Linked DNA regions of Homo sapiens: regions 1 and 2 are each linked to region 3. The links are chromatin loops, found by intact Hi-C in ENCODE. Cell type or tissue: OCI-LY7. All regions are shown on one strand. Region 1 holds the start of DNAAF2 (dynein axonemal assembly factor 2). Region 2 overlaps LOC100506446 (a long non-coding RNA gene). Region 3 overlaps LINC01599 (long intergenic non-protein coding RNA 1599).

What was found. Peaks named below come from ENCODE experiments on the same cell type or tissue, not always from the same donor. Only the 100,000 strongest peaks of a DNase experiment are listed, where the experiment ranks them.
Region 1: it touches region 3 in a loop (4-fold over the local background); 2 of 110 quality-filtered maps call a loop at or near these places.
Region 2: it touches region 3 in a loop (8-fold over the local background); 3 of 110 quality-filtered maps call a loop at or near these places.

The regions. Positions count from the first base shown.
Region 1 is chr14:49,632,506-49,636,505 of GRCh38, reverse strand. DNAAF2 (dynein axonemal assembly factor 2) reads left to right here and starts at 1,262. Exons shown (of 3, transcript NM_018139.3): 1 at 1,262-3,219. The coding sequence starts at 1,357. RefSeq lists silencers at 1,641-1,690, 1,921-2,160, 2,431-2,700 and enhancers at 1,618-2,378, 2,191-2,430, 2,981-3,040, 3,111-3,320, 3,139-3,899. In OCI-LY7, CTCF peaks have their summits at 1,962 and 2,169 (motif pointing left); DNase peaks (open chromatin) are centred at 1,245, 1,565, 2,135, 2,515 and 1 weaker place; H3K4me3 peaks cover 4,000 bases; H3K27ac peaks cover 2,831 bases.
Region 2 is chr14:49,929,341-49,933,340 of GRCh38, reverse strand. All of the region lies in intron 4 of LOC100506446 (a long non-coding RNA gene), which reads left to right. Among named protein-coding and RNA genes, the nearest start is that of MIR6076, 35 kb to the left of the region's middle. RefSeq lists enhancers at 926-1,427, 3,011-3,060. In OCI-LY7, no CTCF peak of the experiment used is centred here; DNase peaks (open chromatin) are centred at 782, 2,400 and 3,160; H3K4me3 peaks cover 858 bases; H3K27ac peaks cover 3,014 bases.
Region 3 is chr14:50,061,009-50,065,008 of GRCh38, reverse strand. All of the region lies in intron 2 of LINC01599 (long intergenic non-protein coding RNA 1599), which reads left to right. Among named protein-coding and RNA genes, the nearest start is that of LINC01599, 42 kb to the left of the region's middle. RefSeq lists enhancers at 1-44, 415-464, 2,020-2,229, 2,700-2,769, 3,260-3,439 and 1 more. In OCI-LY7, a CTCF peak has its summit at 2,300; DNase peaks (open chromatin) are centred at 2,248, 2,658, 3,088 and 3,808; H3K4me3 peaks cover 2,347 bases; H3K27ac peaks cover 2,405 bases.

The DNA of each region.
Region 1 (4,000 bases), 430 kb after region 3:
TGGCTCTACCAAAACCTGCTCAATCAGTTCCATTGTTGAATTTGTAGATTCTTCTCAAACCTTTAGAATCATAAATGATGTCACCTTGAGAATGTTCTAAGAGTATTGTGTCAAATACTCTAAGGGCATTTGGGTCAAAAAAATATGCACATTAGAAAGGTTTTAGGCCGGGCGCGGTGGCTCATGCCTGTAATCCCAGCACTTTGGGAGGCTGAGGTGGGCAGATCACATGAGGTCAAGAGTGGGAGACCAGCCTGGCCAACATGGTGAAATCCCATCCCTACTAAAAATACAAAACTTAGCCGGACGTGGTGGTGAGTCACTGTAATCCCAGCTACCTGGGAGGCTGAGGCAGGGAGAATTGCCTGAACCCGGGAGGCGGAGGTTGCAGTGAGCCAAGACTGCACCACTGCACTCCAGCCTGGGTGACAGAGTGAGACAGCCTCAAAAAAAAAAAAAAAAAAAAAAAGGTTTTGGACCTGGTGTGGTGGCTCATGCCTGTAATCCTATAATCCCAGCACTCTGGGAGGCCGAGGCGGGCGGATCACGAAGTCAGGAGATCGAGACCATCCTGGCTAACACGGTGAAACCCTGTCTCTAGTAAAAATACAAAACATTAGCTGGGCGTAGTGGCAGGCGCCTGTAGTCCCAGCTGCTCGGGAGGCTGAGGCAGGAGAGTGGCGTGAACCTGGGAGGTGGAGCTTGCAGTGAGCCGAAACTGCGCCACTGCACTCCAGCCTGGGTGACAGAGCGAGACTCTGTCTCAAAAAAAGAAAAACAAAACAAAACAAAACAAAGTACGGTGGTGGGTTGGTTTGAAGAATCTAAGAGGGCTATTTCTGGCATTTCCACTATTCCACCATGATTTCCTTGAGAGACTTGCTCTGTCGCCCAGGCCGGAGTGCAGTGGCGCGATCTTGGCTCACCGCAAGAGCTCTGCCTCCTGGGTTTCACCCCATTCTACTGCCTCAGCCTTCCGAGTAGCTGGGACTACAGGCACCCGCCACCATGCCCGGCTAATTTTTTGTATTTTTAGTAGAGACGGGGTTTCACCGTGTTAGCCAGGATGGTCTCGATCTCCTGACCTCGTGATCCGCCCGCCTAGGCTTCCCAAAGTGCTGGGATTACAGGCCTGAGCCACCGCGCCCGGCCTATTCCACCATGATCTCTACCCCTCCTCCCGAATGTTAGTGGTGTAACTATGACAACAAGCACGCGCTGCTCAAGGCTCAATTTTCCAGCCGTTACCGACCTCCACCGCGTCACTGTACGCTGCCCAGAAACTCTGAGGCGGATCCCCCAACCCAGTGTCAGACTGATCGCCTTTGGCCCGAGGGCGAGGAGCCACAGGACAGTATGGCCAAAGCGGCGGCCTCCTCGTCGCTGGAGGACTTGGACCTGAGCGGAGAGGAGGTCCAGCGGCTCACCTCCGCCTTCCAGGACCCGGAGTTCCGGCGAATGTTCTCCCAGTACGCCGAGGAGCTCACCGACCCGGAGAACCGGCGGCGCTACGAGGCGGAGATCACCGCGCTAGAGCGTGAGCGCGGGGTGGAAGTGCGGTTCGTGCACCCGGAGCCCGGCCATGTGCTGCGCACCAGCCTGGACGGGGCGCGGCGCTGCTTTGTGAATGTCTGCAGCAACGCGTTGGTGGGCGCGCCCAGCAGCCGGCCCGGCTCCGGTGGCGACCGGGGCGCAGCTCCTGGCAGCCACTGGTCCCTGCCCTACAGCCTGGCGCCCGGCCGCGAGTACGCGGGGCGCAGCAGCAGCCGCTACATGGTCTACGACGTGGTCTTCCATCCAGACGCGCTTGCGCTGGCCCGGCGGCACGAGGGCTTCCGCCAGATGCTGGACGCCACGGCCCTGGAGGCCGTCGAGAAGCAGTTCGGCGTGAAGCTGGACCGCAGGAATGCCAAGACCCTGAAGGCCAAGTATAAGGGGACCCCAGAGGCTGCGGTGCTGCGCACGCCCCTGCCCGGGGTCATCCCCGCAAGGCCTGACGGGGAGCCGAAGGGTCCTCTCCCGGACTTCCCCTACCCTTACCAGTACCCGGCAGCCCCCGGGCCCCGGGCGCCCTCCCCTCCGGAAGCGGCCTTGCAGCCCGCCCCCACCGAGCCTCGCTACAGCGTGGTGCAGCGCCACCACGTGGACCTCCAGGATTACCGCTGCTCCAGGGACTCAGCCCCGAGCCCCGTGCCCCATGAGCTGGTGATCACCATCGAACTGCCGCTGTTGCGCTCGGCCGAGCAGGCGGCGCTGGAGGTAACGAGAAAGCTGCTGTGCCTCGACTCGAGGAAACCTGACTACCGGCTGCGGCTCTCGCTCCCGTACCCAGTGGACGATGGCCGCGGCAAGGCACAATTCAACAAGGCCCGGCGGCAGCTGGTGGTTACGCTGCCAGTGGTGCTGCCGGCCGCGCGCCGGGAGCCCGCTGTCGCCGTCGCCGCCGCCGCGCCGGAAGAGTCCGCGGACCGGTCCGGAACTGACGGCCAGGCCTGCGCTTCCGCTCGCGAGGGGGAGGCGGGACCCGCGAGGAGTCGCGCGGAGGACGGAGGCCACGATACCTGCGTGGCTGGGGCTGCGGGCTCCGGGGTCACCACCCTGGGCGACCCGGAGGTGGCGCCTCCGCCGGCCGCAGCTGGAGAGGAGCGTGTCCCCAAGCCGGGGGAGCAGGACTTGAGCAGGCACGCGGGGTCACCGCCGGGCAGCGTGGAGGAGCCATCTCCTGGAGGAGAAAACTCACCTGGTGGCGGAGGCTCCCCTTGTTTGTCCTCCCGGAGCCTGGCGTGGGGTTCTTCTGCGGGAAGAGAGAGTGCGCGCGGAGATAGCAGTGTGGAAACACGCGAGGAGTCGGAGGGCACGGGCGGCCAGCGCTCAGCCTGCGCCATGGGTGGTCCCGGGACCAAGAGCGGGGAGCCTTTGTGTCCTCCGTTACTGTGTAATCAGGACAAAGAAACCTTGACTCTGCTCATTCAGGTGCCTCGGATCCAGCCGCAAAGTCTTCAAGGAGATTTGAATCCCCTCTGGTACAAATTACGCTTCTCCGCACAAGACTTAGTTTATTCCTTCTTTTTGCAATTTGCTCCAGAGAATAAATTGAGTACCACAGAACCTGTGATTAGCATTTCTTCAAACAATGCAGTGATAGAACTGGCAAAATCTCCAGAGAGCCATGGACATTGGAGAGAGTGGTATTATGGTGTAAACAACGATTCTTTGGAGGTAACAGTTCTTTCCAGAGTCCTCATATTTGAAATATCCCATCTCACTTTAAAAATTTGCTATTACCGGCCGGGCGCGGTGGCTCACGCCTGTAATCCCAGCATTTTGGGAGGCCGAGGCGGGCGGATCACGAGGTCAGGAGTTCTAGACCAGCCTGGCCAATACGGTGAAATCCCGTCTCTACTAAAAATGCAAAAATTAGCCGGGCATGGTAGCGGGCGCCTGTAGTCCTAGCTGCTCGGGAGGCTGAGGCAGGAGAATCGCTTGAACCCGGGAGGCGAAGCTTGCAGTGAGCCAAGATCGCGCCACTGCACTCTAGCCTGGGCGACAGAGGGAGACTCCGTCTCAAAAACAAAAAACAAAAAAAAAAACAACTTAAAATTTGAAGTTCTGAAGACTCTTTAAACTCATAAATGGACAATTGGTGGTTTTTGTTAATGTTACATGTAATTTTTTTAGCTCTTTTAACATAAACAAGAGTTAAGTGTTGAGAAACAACACTAGCTGCACGGATTATATATTAAAAATTAAGTATTAGTTGGCTGGGTGCGGTGGCTCACGCTTGTAATCCCAGCACTTTGGGGGGGCCAAGGCGGGTGGATCTTCTGAGGTCAGGACTTTGAGACCAGCCTGACCAACATGGCGAAACCCCGTCACTATTAAAAATACAAAAATTAGCTGGGCGTGGTGGCGGGCACCCGTAATCCCAGCTACTTGGGAGGCTGAGGCAGGAGAATCACTTGAACGCAGGAGGTGGAGGTTGCAGTGAGCCGATATCATG
Region 2 (4,000 bases), 130 kb after region 3:
GACATTCTGTCACATGCTACAACATGAACAAACCTTGAGGACATTATCCTAAGTGAAATCGGCCAGTCACAAAAGACAAACACTGTATGGTTCCACTTACATGAGGTGTCTAAAGTCATAAAATTCATAGAAACAAACATAGAATATTGGTTTACCAGGGACTGTGGGAGGGGATTAAAGGGGAGTTGCTGTTTAATGGGTATAAAATTCCATATTTGCAAGGTGAAAATGTTCTTGGGATCTGTTTTACAACAATGTAAATATCCTTAACACTAACAAACTATAAACCTAAAAATAGTTAAGATGGTAAATTTTGGCCAGGCACAGTGGCTCACACCTGTAATCCCAGCACTTTGGGAGGCTGAGGTGGGTGGATCACTTGAGGTCAGGAGTTCGAGACCAGTCTGGCCAACATGGTGAAACCCAGTCTCTACTAAAAATACAAAAAAATGAGCCAGGCATGGTGGTGCATGCCTGTAGTCCCAGCTACTTGGGAGGCTGAGGCAGGAGAATCACTTGAACCTGGGAGGTGGAGGTTGCAGTGAGCCGAGATCAGACCACTGCACTTCAGCCTGGGCAACAGAGCAAAACTGTCTCAAAAAAAAAAAAAAAAAAGAAGCTAAATTTTATGTTTTTGTTACCATAATAGAAAAGTTTAAAATAATTCAAATTGCATTCTAGCTCAATATAATCGATATGCAAGATTTTTTTTAAGTCTCCATATAAGCAAATTCTATTAATTCCTACCTATGACACAGTGTTGGTAGAACTGGCATGGTAGGCTGAGACTAAGAAACTAGAAGGCCATCTTACTGAAATAAGCACTAAAAATAGTATCTTCCTTTTTTTAATCTTTTTTTTTTTTTTTGAGATGGAGTTTTGCCTTTGTTGCTCGACTGCTGGAGAGCAATGGCACAATCTCTGCTCACCGCAACCTCTGCCTCCTGGTTCAAGCAATTCTCCTGCCTCAGCCTCCTGAGTAGCTGGGATTACAGGTGCCTACCACCATGCCCAGCTAATTTTTGTATTTTTAGTAGAGACAGGGTTTCACCATGTTGGCCAGGCTGTTCTTGAACTCCCGACCTCGTGATCCGCCTGCCTTGGCCTCCCAAAGTGCTGGGATTATAGGCGTGAGCCATCACGCCCTGGTAGTATCTTCCTTTCTTATTCAGTTCAGTGTGTTAGTGACCCCTAAAGAATGAGAAAGACCCAAGGCATTTCCTGCTTGAAGATGTCACATAAAGTTGGTAATTCCATCATCCCTCAGAAATCATCTCCCAAAACAAAGGACACAAGAGACCAGAATGAAAATCCTATCTCAATTTAAAAAAAAATTAAGACAGGTAAAACAAAATAACTGTAAAATAAGTGTAAGGGGTACCAAAAGCAAAGGCTTGTGAGGAAAGGCACAACAGGAGGCCGAGAGTGGGCCCCAGAAGAGCTCAGTAAGAGCTTAATAGCTCACCCAGTGAGATGTGTATACTGAAGTTAAAAAAAAAAAAAGTAATAGCCCCATTTGTGCAACAATGGGAAGAAGGCAGTGTTATGGATTTGTGACCCCCCACCCAGAAGATATGTGAAAGTCCTAACCCCTGGTACCTGTGAATGTGACCATATTTGGAAATAGGGTCTCTGTAGATGTAATCCTTAGGGTGAGGTTATACTAGATTAGGATGGGTCCTAATACAACGACTGGTGTCCTTATAAGAAGAGGAAAATGGCAGGGTTCAGTGGCTCACACCTGCAATCCCAGCACTTTGGGAGGCCAAGGCAGGCGGATCATTTGAGGTCAGGAGTTCAAGACCAGCCTGGCCAACATTGTGAAACCCCATCTCTACTAAAAATACAAAAAAATTAGCCTGGCATGGTGGTGCACACCTGTAATCCCAGCTACTTGGGAGGCGGAGGCTGGAGAATCACTTGAACCCAGGAGGTGGAGGTTGCAGTGAGCCGAGATTGTGCCACTGCACTCCAGCCTGGGTGACAGAGTAAGACCCTGTCTCCAAAAAAAAAAAAAGAGGAAAATGTAGACACGGACATAGAAAGGAGACCAGCATTCAAAGACGGAGACAGAGATTGTAGTGATGCGTCTACAAACCAAGGAATGCCAGGGCTACCACCAGCAGCGAGGAGAGAGGCATGGAGCACACTCTCCTTCAGAGCCTCAAGAAGGACCAACCCTCAGACCCCTTGATTTCACACTTCTAGCCTTCAGAACTGTGAGAAAATAAATTCCTGATGTTTTAAGCCACTGAGTTTGTTGTATTTTGTTACGGCAGTTCCAACTGACTAACACAGGTGGGTAGGCTGGTAGCACCAGTTTCTCTGGACCCATTTTGATTTTGAGTAGCAGAGAAATTGGGACTAAATTAGAACTCCACACACAAGTCATATTCACAGGAAGCCACATGTTCATGAGAAGTGAGAAGAGATCCCACTGTGCACAGCTGTGCAGCTGCCTGTCTTCATTGCCTGCGAAGAAGAAAAGGCTAAAGTATCTCATATGCAAAACCCTGGATCAAAAGAAAAATTCCCACTGATACAGAAGATGTCCCTGACCCCTTCACAACACAAATCTCCTGTAAATAGTTGAGCTAAGAAAATTCACTTCATTCAAAGATGAACAGTCAAAAAAGAACCAAAAAAGATTTAAGGAAGAAAATGAAAAAGAGGCTGAGCGCTGTGGCTCATGCCTGTAATCCCAGCACTTTGGGAGGCCAAGGCGGGCAGATCACTTGAGGTCAGGAGTTTGAGTGGTTGACCAGTCTGGTCAACATGGTGAAACCTTGTCTCTACTAAAAAAACAAAAATTAGGCCGGGTGCAGTGGCTCGCGCCTGTAATCCCAGCACATTGAGAGGCCAAGGTGGGCAGATCACCTGAGGTCAGGAGTTCAAGACCAGCCTGACCAACATGGCGAAACCCTGTCTCTACTAAAAATACAAAAAGTAGCTGGGCACGGTGGTGCGTGCCAGTAATCCCAGCTGCTTGGGAGGCTGAGGCAGGAGAATCACTTGAACCTGGGAGGTGGAGATTGCAGTGAGCTGAGATGGTGCCACTGCACTCCAGCCTGGGTGACAGAGCGAGACTCTGCTTCAAAAAAAAAAAAAGGAAATGAAAAAGAAACAGAAAAACAAATGCTGATGAATAATCACCATGAAAACATTACCTCAGGCCAGGCTCAGTGGCTCACGCCTGTAATCCCAGCACTTTGGGAGGGTGAGGAAGGGGGATCACCTGAGGTTAGGAGTTCGAGACCAGCCTGAGCAACATGATGAAACCCTGTCTCTACTAAAAATAGAAAAATTAGCGGGTGTGGTGGCACACCCAGCTACTTGGGAGGCTAAGGCACGAGAATCACTTGAGCCCAGGAGGCAGAGGTTGCAGTAACCCGAGATCATGCCACAACACACCAGCCTGGGTGACAGAATGAGACTGCGTCTCAAAAAAAAAAAAAAGAAAAAAGAAAAGAAAACATTACCTCAGAGCAGATTAAAATTTTGAACATTTTGCTGCAAATTTTTTTTTTTTTTTTGAGATGGAGTCTCGCTCATGTTCCCCAGGCTGAAGTGCAATGGCACAATCTCAGCTCACTGCAACCTCTGCCTCTCAGGTCCAAGCAATTCTCCTGCCTCAGCCTCCCAAGTAGCTGGGATTACAGGCATGTGCCACAGCTAATTTTTGTATTTTTAGTAGCAACGGGGTTTCATCATGTTGGTCAGGCTGGTCTCGAACTCCTGACCTCAGGTGATCCGCCCTCCTCAGCCTCCCAAAGTGCTGGGATTACAGGCGTGAGCCACCACACCCGGTCTCTTGCTGTAAATTTTTTAAAAAATGTAATGAAGCAATTGTTTCCACAAAACAATCATAAAACAGAAGTAATATCTTGAAGAAGAGAAGGTGAGATGACCAAAGGAGGTAAAACGTAAGCTGCCGGAGTTCAGGAAATAAGTGAATGAAAAAGAAAAAATAAAATCATTACACAATGTGTATGCAAACCAA
Region 3 (4,000 bases):
TGCTGATCCATGAGGGACATGGAAGATGAGCAAGAAACGAGCCTTTGTGGGTTTAAGCCATGGAGATTTACAAAACCTTTTATTATTGAAAATTTCAAATATATATGTATATATACAATACAATATATATATGCATATATATAATATCAAACCTGTTGTACCCATTACTCAGCTTCAGCAATGATCAGTGCTCAAATATCAATGATCAATGTGTAAAGCCTCTGTGATTTGGAAATTTTTTGTTGCTACAGCACAACCCAGACAGACCCCACCGAAAATGAGAGGAAAGAATGTGGTTTTACAGAAACATGAGACGAGCGACAAGGAGCTAAAGAGAGTGGACACAAAATGCTTGAGATTTGATTTGTATGCTCTATTTTTAAAAATGTGTATGCTTTTAGTAATTCAGGAGAGCTGAACATCTGCTTGAATTAGTTGAAGTAAAAGATGCTTGTCTTAGTCCATTTGGGTTGCTAGGACAGGAATCCACAGACTGGATAGACATTTATTTCCCACAGTTCTGGAGGCTGGGAGGTCTGAGATCAAGGCGCTGGCAGATTTGGTGTCTGGTGAGGGCTGGATTTCTGGTTCATAGAGAGCGCCTTCTCCCAGAGTCCTCTTGTGGCAGAAGGGGTTTCTTTCATAAGGGCTTTAATCCCCTCCATTAAAGGGCTCTTCAGGGCTCTGTCCCCAAGACCGAATCACCTCCCAAAGCCCCACCTCCAAACACCGTCACCCTGGGGCCTAGGATTTCCACCTGTGAATTTTACCTAGCATTGCTGGACACTCAGAGTGGGCCTGCTTTGTGGACTCCTGTCCCTTCATCTCCACCTAAGGCCACCTCCTCCAGCTCACCCTCCAGCACTCCTGGTAGCTGGCACTTAGCTTCTCATGAGCTCTGCGATGTGTTTTCTGTGGAGAGAGATGGAAGCCCTGTGGCCTTGTGCAGGGACCTACCTCAGCTTTCTGGGCCCGGCTTTGCACATCTGGCCTCATGAAGGACGTGTAGCTGCTGCGGACTTCAGGGGCAGCTCCAGAGAGTTAGGCCTGCTGAACGGTTAAGTCCTGTTCTTTCCACAGAGCCAGTTTGATGTAGTGCATTTTAAGTCACACGGGGACCTTGAGGCACATGTTTTGTTATCCCTTAGGTATACTTGTTGCAATGATAGTAGTGTAGCAAAATATCCCAGCAAAACCTCCACTGGTGGCTGAGCCCACTGAGGACCTGTGTTTGCTGGGTTAACTTTCTCTCTGTGTAGTTCCTAAAGGACCGGAGTGTGTTGCCCAGCTACCCATGCTTTTCTGCTAGTCTACTGGACTGCCACGGAGCTGGCACTGCTACTGTTATTCTGATTTTGTAGTGTAGGTAATTGGGCAAGTCTCCCCTCTACTCTTCTTTGTAAAAGTTAATTATTTCTCCATTGAGTTTCTCAAAAAGAAATCCAGTTGGAATTTTGATTAGCATTGCATTAAATTTATAGGTTCATTGTTCATATAACTAGGTCTTTATAAATGTCATCCAAAGTAAGTCATCTTACATGAGGTCATCCTACCCAAAATGTGGAATGTACTCTATTTATTCAGATCATTTTATGTTTCCTTATTAGAATTTAAGACATGTTTTTAGAAGTTTTGGGTATTCTTGGCTATTACCTAGATATATTTTGTAATTCTTGCTGCTATTGTAAATGGTATCTTTTTAATAATATTTTTCAGCAGTTATTGTGGGTGGACAGAGATGTTGTTGATTTTTGCAGGTAGATTTTGTGTCTGGTGAACTTGCTGAACCTTCTGAGTTCTAATTGGTTTGAATCTGTTTTTTCTTTTTCTTTTTTTGAGACAGGGTCTCTGTCACCTAGGCTGGATGCAGTGGCACGATTTTGGTTCACTGCAACCTCTGCCTCCTGGGCTCAGTTGATCCTCCCACTCAGCCTTTGGAGTAGCTGGGACCACAGACATGTGCCATGATGCCTGGCTAATTTTTTGTAGAGGTAGGGTTTTGCCATGTTGCCCAGGCTGGTCTTGAACTCCTGAGTTCAAAGCAATCTGCCCATATCAGCTTCCCACAGTGCTGGGATTACAGGCATGAGCCACTGCACTGGGCCTGAATCTGTTTTTTCTAAATTGACAGGTTACTTTGTTTTTTTACTGCTACAGTAAGAAGCACCCTCCCCCAACCCCAGTTAATCTCTGTGATAGGTGGGGGTGGGGCTTAGGGGAAGGGTGACTCACTAGACAGGAGTTGAAAATGCCTGGGTTTTTGTGACACTAACATCTGTGTCCTCCATAGATGGAGCTCACATCACGGAGCTCATGAGAAGCTGAGTGCCAGCTACCACACACACATTCAGACATTTGCTGTCGGGCCACGGGCCATGCTGATGGAGAAAAGGTAGCCTAAATTCTCTGGTAACGGGGGTGAGAGAGAGAGAGAGAGATGTGGCGATGAAAATAAAGAATAAGGAAAGGAATAGCGACTTCAGGGGACTTTGCCTGGGTTGGGGCTCAGGCCGGGGCCTGGGAAGTATGAGAGACAGAGGGTGATAAAAGGGCATCAGGTGTTAGAGAGCAGCTGGACCAGAAGACCCACCATCCGGCAGCAACACCCAAAGACCTTTGGTCACATAATGTGGGGACGGGGAGGGAGGAGCTCTGGCACTGGAGATAGCCTTGGGCACCTGGCAATGCCCTCCCGCCCCTTCCCCGCTGACTAGTTCACAGAGGCCTTGCCCCATGCCACTGCACTGCCTTGACACTGACACACAGCACTGCCGGCCCAGGGACTTCTCAGGGTCCAAACCTCCTACATTCCCAGGGCTCCCAGAAATCAGAGCTGAACCCACAAGGCACACAGAGCTGGGCCTCTGAGCTGGCTCCCAAAAAGAAGTGTGTTGAGGGAAACATTCTCAGCAACATTGAGAATGTTTTCACTGGACCACTGTTTACCTTGTTTAACGAGAAGCTGTCACTAAGCATTAAGGTTTCTTTGATTTGGAGACTTCTCTGCACACCAGAGAACCAGTGGCATAGGGTTGCCTCCTGCTCTGCACAGTGTCTTCCGGGGCTGCTGGTGGCAGGATGTGGCGGCCTGGTTCAACAGCTGTGATTAGTGACCCTGATTGTAGCCGCTAGCTGAGTGATTGTAAAATCAGGAAGTGAGGAGGGTTTTGTGTTCCCTCCTGGCCCCTCCTGCAAGGAACTCTGGATGGAAAGGTGAACTTGCTAAGTGCAGTTGTGCTTTGCTGACATCTGCTCCCGTTTTTGCCCCTTCACTGCTTTTAATGAATTCTGGGTTCAGGCACCCTGAGCCCTGAACGTATGGAATCTGTCCTGGGAGAATCTGTTTGTTTTATAGAGGTGGTGATGAGCAGAGGCATCCAGGCAGGTCTATTCATGTGGGAAAGCAGAGAGTTGCCCTGGATCCTACTTAAGGCCAGACCCTTCAGGTCTCCAGAGGGGACAGGCCTGGCACTGTCTGTAAGCAACTCTCGAAGAAGCCAGACTTTTCCTGTAAATGTATAACCAAAAAAAAAAAAAAAAAAAAAAAAAAGACTATTTTGGAGCAAAGAAGCCAGAAAAAGGGCTAATGGGGGATGAGAGCGTAAGCCTGGCCCAGTGACCCAAATCCTGAGTTTGTGGAGGTGTTTACAGGGGCTGAACGGCCAGGCCCAGGCTGGCCCCAGGGAACCCCCAAAGGCCATGAGTGAGGCCTGCGTTTTGGGGTATGCTCCTTGTTTCCTGTGCCGGCCTGTCTCCACATGCTGGGTGGTTGTGAAACAACGGCTTGCAGTGACTCAGCTTTATAAATAGGACATTTACAGTGAAAATTACAGGAAATTCCCAGAGTCTCCTGCGGGGGCTTATTTTAGGTGTGTGGCTTACACAAGTGAAACCCCAGCCACCCTCTTCCAGCCTCTTCTCCCTGCAGCATCCTTGGGTATCTGATTTGAGGCAATTGCTTCTGTTCTGTGACAGGAAACCACCCCAGGAGGTCTGAGAG